2 separate regions of the Homo sapiens genome follow, and region 2 is linked to region 1. Evidence: chromatin contacts called from ENCODE Hi-C or POLR2A ChIA-PET data. All regions are on one chromosome and are shown on one strand. The core of a region is the stretch at or near the end of the contact, and the rest is flanking DNA. Distances in the headings are between cores, read along the strand shown.

Region 1 (5,635 bases), core at 2,349-4,848:
AGCTGAAGCAGAATCATATCCCTTGTCTCTGAGGACCACTCCTCACCCCCCATACTTTGTTGATGAACAATGAATTAGAAAACGCAGCCTCTTCTCCCTGGGGAAAAGAGATCGCTGACTATTCTCCTTCTCTATTTTTTGTAGAGCCTTCCATCATGAACACCTGGAAAGACGAGAACTATTTATATGACACCAACTATGGTAGCACAGTAGGTAACTAACTCCCTGACACTTAAGGCCCTTTACATTCTTATTCAGTTTGTCTAAGAGCCACAGTGTTCTATTGTGAGGTGGGGGGAGGGGGTGCTCTAAATGTCCTTTATCTTTTCATGGCCACAGATTTGTTGGACAGCAAAACTTTCTGCCGGGCTCAGATCTCCATGACAACCACCAGTCACCTTCCTGTTGGTAAGCTGTCATCACATCTGAGGCTGGGTATGCCTAATGCTTAGGGAGAATCAGTGGGAATTACCAACACTCTACATTTCTGCCTTTCTGGAGTCTTTCTAATTAAAGGGCTAGGAAAGGGATGGGGTTACCATTAGACGAGGTTTGCTTTTGAGGCAATATTTGTACATCGAAGATGACCCGTAGGGATCCTCTAGGCAAAATGTTGGTCTCCTACGAAACTAGTCACTCTGTTGTGACAATAAAAGTTGTTTAGGCTTTTCTTTATTTTCAATGAAAACTTACTCTTGCAATATAGCTGCTAAAATTATTCATATTTGGGTATACTTATGGGAAATAAGGCTATATTTAATTTTCAACAAACTACATTTGGCTTTAGAGAAAGAATACCTCATAGTAAAATTCAAAGGTCCGTGAACCTGTAGTGATAGTTTCTGGGTGAAGGGGTAGCCATTGGAAACTTCCAGAATCCCCACAGTTACACTATTTTGTCAGTTTTTAAGTCTAATTCCGATGACTCATCAGTGCTCTCTAATCAGTCAGAGCACCTGCATTTTATGAGTTACGTTCACTTTAGCTGCATTTGGTTAAGCTTGGATGCAACTGGGGCTATCCATGCTCCTTAACCAAGGTTACACTGGGTGAGAAGTTTGGGATGTTGGGAGTCTGGGAGAGGGGATTTCAGATTACCACCCCCACCTACAAATAGGTGCATTGGCGTGTACAGTGTGGGAAATGGTTGAAAGAGGATCTTATGGTTTCCCGTGATCTGAGTATGAACTTGTGGATCTCTTTGGGTCTATGAAATGGCACTTAGACATCAGTCACAAGTGATAGTGCCTCTCTCCTGGAATTAAATTTGGAGCAACTTCAGAAATGGGATTTAATTGGGTCTTTGTGAAAGAAATTAGTCTGCAACCCTTCCTTCCTCTTTTTTTCTGTTTTTGTTTTTGCTTTTGAGAACTGAAATAATGAAAGGTTTTGGTTTGAGGTTTTGTTTGGGTCAAGCCCCTTAAATGAGATGGGGCTGGGAGCCAATGTAAATGCTTCTGGAATTGAGATTAAGAGCTGAGGCCAGCATAGCTCTCGACTTCTCCTTCCCCCAGTGGTCCTTAGCATTATGTGTCACTTGAGGTATTTGTTAAAATTAGGGAATAGATCAAACACTGGCAAGGCTTGGCTGTGTATTTGCTATTCTGGGGGAACTGAGCCAACCGGGGTAAAATTTCTGTGGCAATCATTGCCACTCAGTCAAGACCATGGGGTTCAGGGCTGAGGAAACCTCCCAAGTCACACTCTGAGTTCCTCTGCGACTTCCTACAGTGTCATCTCCCACATCCTTCCATCCTTCCATCCTTCCATCCTTCCATCCTTCCATCCTTCCATCCTTCCACTTGGGTCTTTGACTTACGGCAAAAAATTCCAACTAAGAATAAAGCTGAACCAACCACTTCCTGAGCCTCAGGGGCTAGTAGGTCTTGAGGCACCCGGGAAACAAAAACATCATAGTTACAGCTCTGCTGCCCTGACAGCTGGGCCATCCTCTTTTCTACATCTTGACTTACACCTTCTAGAATCTCAAAATCAATAGGGGCCTTAGAGGCCAGTTTCTGCTTTTGCATTTGCAGTAGCAAGGAACTCGCTCTCTCCTGAGTCCACCGATTGTATTTTTCAATAGTCCTTCTTAAGATGGGCTCAGGAATCTTCTCTCCTTACCCTTCTGATCCTTGTTTGCTGCAGCTCCCCATTTCTATCCTGTGATTGTAACCCAGGCTGGAAAATGAGATCAATCACCCAGGCCCTAAAGAATCAATGCAGTCTCTGGGGTTGGTGTATTCATTGGGGTAATAGCCCTTCAGTAGGATAGTTAATTACAGCCTTATATGGGTCAGTTTCTTTCAGAATAGTTTATAGTCTCTACTGCATGGAAGCAGAACCCCGGAAAAACCTTGGTCATTTGCCTGAGTCTTTATTTTTCGAGCTCCCATGTAATTGAATGCAGTGAAATATCTTTCTATGTTTTAATGCTAGTTACCAGCTGAGCTAAGGCGAGGCCCAGCGTAAACTGATGCCCTCTGTGATAAACGCAGGTGGGGAAATAGGCTTTGTTTTGATTTCTCTGTCATCTGCCCATTTCATAAAATGCCCGCTGCCGGTGTCCTGTTCTGCTCGACAGTCCTCCAGCCTGTCATGCCAGCTCGGGCTTGATGTGTTTATCCACTGACTTGTTGAGCCTAAAGCTAGGGTGGCACGGTCTATTAGAACACTGAAATTTGTATATCCCGTAAAGAAATGGCTCACAGCTGAATCATATGCAAATGCTTCTAATCTTTGCTTCTTGCGAAGCAGCTTAGCTGAAGTCACGCTCTCTCACTTGCATCACAAACCTGTGGCTTGTTGCTGCCCCTGCCTGGACTGGATAGGACCTTGGCCTGGAGTGCCTGGGAGCCAAGCAAGAGAAAGCCAGGCTGGACAACTTCTCCAGGGCAAGCCATTATTTTATAAGAATGAATCACTTAACCACATGGCTAACTTCAAAGGTCTTGACTTTTATCCTAGGGCAGAAGAAGGACACATATTAAAGAGAGGTTAAAGATCAAAAGATATCAGTGGTAAAGCAGGCCAGTGATTCCACGGCTTACCCCTGCACACTGCAACAGGCAGAGAGGTCTGGAAGAAATTAGGTTCTTCTTTTGCCTTTGACTGCTTATTCCCCTTTATGATGATGGAAAGATTTTTATTTGGGGATTAAAAAAAGAACGTTCCTAGCTGGGTGGAGCCTAGCTTGGGTAAACGGCTGACAACTCAAAGAATATTTCCTCATGGTTTATCTAGTGTAGAGGTTTTAGAGTCCATGGACTGCTGCATGGGCCACAGCCCCCTGAAATTGTTGACAAAATTTCATGTGTACATATATGTGCATTTTTTTCTGAGGAGAGGGTCCAAGGTTTTCGTCTTATTCACAAAGGCACCTGAACTCTGAAGTAACTGATTCTAGATCAACTAGGAACCCACAAACAATAATTGAGGCCAATATACTGAGAGACTCTTGTATTTTTCTGAATTCAACTCCTGGCTCTGAAATAATGGCCCTGCATCCCTCCTGGATGTCATTTGAAAATGAGCTTTGCTTGTGGCCTGCTGGGTAAATGCCACTCTTTGTCTGCAGTACAACGTGGCCCTGTCAGAGTGATGTATCACTTGGAAACCGGGGTGGATGCCAGACCTGTCGCAATATTGTCACATCCTGATGGGATGTTGCAACCTCACCCTGCAACCTACAGGGAGGGAGAGTGAAGTCTCCTTGCATTTCCTGTGAATTTGTCCTCTCGGATTTCAGAGAAACCCAAGTCAGGTGCAGGCCCTGCTAGTGACAATGCCAGGAGAGAAATTCTTAACCAGGATGAGAGGTTTCTTGTTTACTGAGGTCTTATTAAATCCCTCTCTCCATCCTGCCATGACGTTTCGAGAAATTGCTGGGAACACTGAGTCTTGATTAGCTGGGTGATAAGATGGTTGAAAGGGCCCATGAACGTTGGGAAATATAGAATTGTCAGATTGAAATTATCTTTTCTACTAACAAGAGCATTACAGAAGTGAACCTGATTCTTGGCAAGAAAGGCTTGTGTGAAATCTGTTATGTGCAAAGGGAGATTATGTGCCGGCCACCATTTCTGGAAATGACATAGAATCATGGTTATGAGTAAAGCTTCTGGATTCAAACTGTTTGTGTTCATATCCTGGCTCCACATTCCAGCTGTGTGACTCTAGTCAAGTCATTTGACCCCTCTGTTTCTCAGATCCTCCACAGCTGAAAACTGTGGATCATATTAGTACCTGTGTCATAGAGTTATTGTGTGAATTAAATAAAGTGATTCATTTAAAGTGCTTAGTACAGTGCCTGGTACATAGTAAGTGCTCAATAAACAGTAGCTTTTTTTTCTTAACCAATTTAATTAGGAGCTAATGGCTGGCAGTTCATAGCTTTTTTGAATAATAGGCTTCTCCTGATAATTGAATGGATGCTGTGAACCCTCTCCCTTCATATATGGTTTCAGTCAGTCCAGGGGCCCTTGAAGGCCACACTGGGTCAGTGGACCCTAGTTTAGGAAGGGCACATGAAAGAGATCAGTTTTACTGGCCCAATTTCTTAAAATAATTGGCTTGTATTTAGGGACTACTTTGTATTAAAATTGGCTGATTTTTGAGTGTGAGAGTCTTTGTAAGATCTACTTTGGTCCTCCCAATACACACACACACACACACACACACATATACACACACACACTCACACTCACACACACACGGCTAGATCATTTAGTTTTCTTTCTGAGAAGAATTTTTATTTCCCAGGTCCGCCTCCATCATCTCCTCTTTGGTAATAGTCGCAGAGGTTGCCATAATGAGTCATTTGTTAAACTAATCTGTGTTTCCATAGTCCACTGTGGCCCTCTGTATTGAGCTTGGGCCACTCAATGGCGCCTTTGTCAGGCTGATTAAAATGTAACTTTGCATGCCAAAAAAGGGCACTCCTCTGGCTTAAAAGTCATCTTCCTTTGTTATAAATGTTTACATTTTTCTATTATGCTAAAAAAAAAAAACCACAAATTTTTCAATGATCTAAATCTTTCAATGGCTTCCATCTTTCTCAGAGTCATGTCCTTAAAAGTCCCATAAGGGATTAATGATCAGAACCTCAGCTCCTCCCTCTCTGCCTCTTACAGCATGCATATACCAAACACACATCAACCTCAGGGCCTTTGCACTTCTATGTTACACATGGAAGGCTGTTGCACAAGCTCTCTGCATGACCTTTTCCCTCATATCCTTTAGGTCGTGGAATCAGAGAGGTCTCCTATGACCACCTTGTATCAAATTGCAAATTATTCCCAAGTCCATACATCTATCTCCATTTCTTAACCTGCATCATTTTTCTCCATAGCATTTATCATCTCTGTTTTGTTTGGTTCACTAGCACATACTCAAAGGTGCCAGGCATGCAGTAGGTGCTCAGTAAATATTGTTTAAATGAGTGGATGCATGAATAAAAAAGAGAATTATAGGAAATAGGTCAATTAAACGCCTCTCATTTTTCTCCTTAGCAGAGTCACCTGATATGAAAAAGGAGCAAGACCCCCCTGCCAAGTGCCACACCAAAAAGCACAGTAAGTTGGCTGGCTTTCAGATGGCCTTTGGTCCTTCCCATCACATCGGGCACATCTGGAGG
Region 2 (5,009 bases), core at 2,294-4,793, 710 kb after region 1:
ATGTTCCATAGCTTAATTTACTCCTGGATTTTGTGGAAGGACCTCTCTTTGTTTTCTAATTAAATGTAAAATGAAAGGTCAAGCTGTTGTTTTGAGGTAGGTTTGGACTCTAGTCTCCATGTCACCTTCCATGGCTTCCATAAACCATAACACCATTTCTCAGATGTGCCTCTCAGAACACTAATCACCTAAAATGTTCCTGCATTTATTTTGTTTATTTATTTATTATTATTTTTTTTTTGAGAAAGAGTCTCATTCTGTTGCCCACGCTGGAGTACAGTGGTGCAATCTCGGCCCACTGCAACGTCCACCTCCCGGGCTCAAGTGATTTTCCTGTCTCAGCCTCCTGAGTAGCTGGGACTACAGGTGCCCACCAGCATGCCCAACTAATTTTTGTATGTTTAGTAGAGATGGGGTTTCACCATGTTGGCCAGGGTGGTCTCAAACTCCTGACCTCAAGTGATTCACCTGCCTCAGCCTCGCAAAATGCTGGGATTATAGGCATGAGCCACCATGACTGGCCTGCTCCTGCATTTTAAGATGATGGGGGTCAAATCAGATTTGACAGAGCTGCCCACTTTTGGAGGCTAAGAATGTACATTAGTTTATTAAAGGCTCTGAGAAATTCTGCAGTGAAGAAACATTCAACTTTGCTTAACCAAGCCATACCCAAAGTTACCCAGAACATGTTAACTTTTTGTTTGTTTTATTTTTCTTATGTAAGAACTATATAGATGTATGGATTTATTGATCCAAGGAACATACTCTGAAGCAATAGTCTTCTATATAAAGATCAAGCTCCCTAACATAGCACACAGGCCCTCTGTGTCCAGGCTGGCCTCCCTCACTTCTGGAGAAGGCCTTTGTTACTCGCTCCTCCTTTCTGCTTCCCCCACCCCTTGTCAGGCATCAAAATCTCCCATATCATGGCAATCCTTTAGGTTAAGAAGAGGGGACAAATGGGTGAGAACACAGAGGACTCTGAGTCTAAGCCACAGAGTTGGATTTAGTCTTAGGGTAGAAAGGAATAAAGGCTTTTGTCAGCTGGGTACGGTGGCTCACACCTGTAATCTCAGCACTTTGGGAGGCCTAGGCAGGAGGACTCCTTGAGCCTAGGAGTTCAAGACCACCCTGGACAACATGGCAAAACCAAGTCTTCCACAAAAATACAAAAATTAACTGGGCATGGTGATGCCTGCCTGCAGTCTCAGCTACTCCAAGGGCTGAAGTAGAGGATCACTTGAGCCTGGGAGGTTGAGGCTGCAGTGAGCCACGTTCACACCACTGCACTCTAGCCTAGGTGATAGACACAGTGAGACCCTGTCTCAAAAATAAATAAATAATTAAAGACTTTTGTCATCATATTGGTAGGATTCAGGCTGCTATATAGAATTATTAATCTGACCAGAGGTTAGCACAGAGAATGGAGCTTCAGTTCTCACCTGGTATAGGCAATGGTGGAGATCGGGCCAGGGGACTCTCCAAACTACCATCTACCCCAGACAGCAGATGCCCAAGATGTTTTGCATGTGGCCTGATGCAGAGCTCTGCTCTGCACAATCCCCGCAGGTGTCTGGATCATCTAGACACACTCCTCACCATATCTGTGGCTCTTTCATAGCTGTCTCTGGCCCCTCCCTGGGCCATTTCAATCCCAATCTGAAATTTTCACAGGAGATATAACATCTGAGAGAGGACTGTTCTTCAGTTGGTTCCTAATAGCAGCCATAGATAAATATGTTAAAATAAAGAATCCTGTGGCCTGCAGTGGACATCTTTTGGAGCACCACCTGAGATTCCAATCCTACTTTCAACACTCATGAGCTGTGTGGCCTTGGACAGATTATCTAACATCTGTGAACCTCAAATACTTCATTCATACAACAGATGATAATAATAATAACTATTCACGGGACTGTAGTGAAAATTAATTCCATCAATACATGTGAAAGTGCCTGGAATGTGGCATGCAACATATGGTAACTATTATGATTATCCTTACTATGTTGTATTTGTTCATTCCACAAAAATTTCTTAGGCAAAACAACCATTGACTTTATGAGCCTTAAATGGCCTTTGAGCAACTTTGCTTTTGAGAGTCGCCATGGGAATCCATGGCAAATCCACAGCAAACTGGATTTTCAGGTCTCATGTCTTAGCAGCCTGACTACATCCAACTTCTAGTTGCAGCATCTACTCCCCCTTTTGGTGACATTTATCACTTTAGGACAATGATACTAGCTAATCTTCACTGAAGACTTACTATGTGCCAGCCACATTCTAAATGCTTCACATTTGGCTTGTTTGAATCTTTCAAAAACCTGATGAGGTAGCACTACTATTATTCCTATTGGGGACAAGAAGAAGGCACAGAGAGACTGAGCAACTTGCTGAAGTTCACAAAGCAGGTCAGCGGCAGACCCTCAAAGTCGGACTCCTGAGCCAATGCATGTTACTATTGCACACCCTGCCTCTCACTGGAGAGGCTTACTGTCTCTCTAGAGAAGGGGAGGTGTGCAGCATGAATGTCATAAAGGATGGGAAGTGGAGAAGCCAGGAGTGGCTGCAGGTGAGGTTCAGAAAGCAAAACCATCTTTTGGGTGTTGTGTATTCTGCCCCAGATGACAATTTTGGGGTTGTTCCAGACCGTGGATGTCTGAGTAGGAGGCAGACAGCAGGCTGTTGCCTGGTAGTGGGGAAGGAAGGGCGGATGGCTTGGAGCTTGGGACACAGCTAAAGTTGCTACAGATGCCTCTTCTCGGTTGCCAAAGGTTTTGTAACTTACAAAATAGGGAGCTCATTGGAGGGTTTCAAACCTCATTTGGGGTACAGGACCAGAGAATGCCTTCAGATCTCTCCAGGCTGTCAAATTCCAGGATACAAGTTCCCCCAGGGACATCTCTAACACATCTGGCTTGGTCTCAAAATGACAGAGGAACTAGCACTTAGAGCACTTTCTGTCAGCCAGTTGCTTTATACTGAGTTCTTCCAGCAACTCTCTGCACGGAATTATTATTATGTCCATCTTCTTGATGAGGCAAAGAGAGAGAAAATAACTTGCTCCAGGACACGTGGCTGACAAGGTCTGGAGCTAGGACCTGAGCCAAAGAAAGAAGGAAGAAAATGATATCTGGGTGTAGTACTTGGTACTCAATAGGTGTTTTGAACAGGAGGGGCATCATACCTTTTCCTCACTGATTGGTTCTCATTCAAGCATCTACAAAGGACCAGGACACGGAGGTGTACAAGGCAGGCTAGGTCTGTACCTGCACTGAGTGGTATTTCCTGTTCCACCAAAGACAAGAGCTTAGCAGGTGGCAGGGGCACCGGCAGAAAGAGGATGACCCTCAGACCCAGGACCCTGCACTGTTTTCCATTGCTGCCATCCCATGCACAGAGGCTGGATTGAAAAGCAGCTCTTGGAACAGAGTCTGCTTGCTCTGACACTAAGAACACCATATGTGTCCCTGCCACAAAGGGAGAGAAGACACTCCCTGCTGTTCTGGAGGTGGTGTCCAGGAGCTGGCAAGCAGCCTCTTGGCATTTTATTTCAATAGCTGAGGGTGGGGGCTGTGGGGAGAGTTAAGCAATGGAAAGTTTTCCTTTGTGCTGCCCTCACAAGGCATTTCTGGAAAGGGTCAGTTTGGGGTGATTCATCATCTACCCATGTAGACTCACACTGAGAAGCCAGCTCAGATACTGTGATTAAAAATACATTTCTTCTCACCTACTTTCTTATTAATATTCTGTAAGTGTACTAAAGGGGCCTCAGTCAATAGTAAGAAAAGTTCATTTACCCAGTAGTAGCTACACTGGCTCTAATCATTTGGTGAATGTAACTATCTACCTAAAGACTTGATTTTCTTTTCAAAGAGCTATGGTAAAATGCCAAGCACTAAACAATCCAGCAAAGCAATTACTTGCTCAACAGTCTGCTGAAGTTTGAATACCACTCACTAACTACACACATTAGGTAAGTGATCAGATTTCCCTGAGCCTTAGTTTCTTCATATGTAAAATGGAGATAATCAGGATACCTATTGTAGTCATAGGTTAATACATACACACCCCCATGATGGTGCCTGGAACATCACCTGCACTCAATACAAGTTAGCTATCATTATGCACACTCAACCTATTTCTTAATATTTATGGTCATTTATTCTCTTACTGTGTGTGCCAGGTGCAGGGCTGAGGGCTTATAGACATCACACAATTCAGTCCTCAAGACAACCCTGTGAGGTGGGTATTAAGCCCATATTACAGATGAGAAAATGGAGAAAAAGAAGTCCATACCTGGTGGATGGCAGAGCAGGGCAGGTTCATCTGAACGCACAGCCAATGCGTTTTAGAGTAAGACTGTGAAACTAGCAAGAGAGAAAACCTTATGATCTCTGTTTAACAGGTCAAGAAACTGAGGCAGAGAGATGTTAAGTGACAAATCCACATCCAGTTTTGTTTGCACAACACATGGGACAAACATCAAAGTGGATGGGTCAGGAGATGATACTGAGGAGGCCGAGGAATAAGCTGGCTTTCTCCCTTGACTAAAATAATACAGCAAAGGTGCTTCTGGTCCCTCTGGGGCTGGGTTGTATCCATGCCATTTGGGCAACTCCTCTAAGTGCCTCCAAAGCCCTTGACATTGCTCCTTACACATGATCAATGATATGGTAAAGCTGGTGTAACTACAGCCCTGCCATCAGCCTGGCTCTGAGGTCAGCATTTCCAGCATCAGTCTCAGTGTAGCATTCCCAAGTCTCCACAATCACCAAAGATCATAAACGGTGTGAGTTTGAATCCTTGTCGTAAAATCTGCTCCTAGGAACCCAAACCAACACAGAACCAAAGTAACACATGCCATTTTCAAGCAGAAACATTAACTTCTACATGTGGGATCACTCATCCGAAAAACTCCTCTTCATCCTTTAAAACCCCGCTCTGCTGTCTCTGTCTCTGCAGACTTCCCTGACCATCCCCAGCCTGCAACAAAAGTGATGTTTACCACT

The links. A loop is a pair of places that touch in the nucleus more often than their neighbours do. ChIA-PET counts read pairs that join two places held with the same protein, here RNA polymerase II (POLR2A).
Region 2: a map of gastrocnemius medialis shows a loop between it and region 1 (2.9-fold over the local background). The contact joins two enhancer-like sites. A Hi-C loop is called at or near these places in 1 of 168 maps with a recorded cell type or tissue (gastrocnemius medialis). POLR2A ChIA-PET finds 5 or more read pairs at or near these places in 1 of 52 experiments (MCF 10A).

What each region holds. Positions count from the first base shown.
Region 1 is chr11:34,651,398-34,657,032 of GRCh38, forward strand. EHF (ETS homologous factor) reads left to right here. Exons shown (of 9, transcript NM_012153.6): 5 at 145-213; 6 at 340-408; 7 at 5,511-5,573. Among named protein-coding and RNA genes, the nearest start is that of EHF, 33 kb to the left of the region's middle. Within about 2 kb of position 3,599, at least 21 of the 41 ENCODE cell types and tissues checked have a DNase peak (open chromatin) inside an H3K27ac peak, as active enhancers do; they include gastrocnemius medialis, where a contact is called at or near this core.
Region 2 is chr11:35,360,653-35,365,661 of GRCh38, forward strand. The region is part of intron 1 of SLC1A2 (solute carrier family 1 member 2); the gene reads right to left. Among named protein-coding and RNA genes, the nearest start is that of SLC1A2-AS2, 56 kb to the right of the region's middle. Within about 2 kb of position 3,544, at least 19 of the 41 ENCODE cell types and tissues checked have a DNase peak (open chromatin) inside an H3K27ac peak, as active enhancers do; they include gastrocnemius medialis, where a contact is called at or near this core.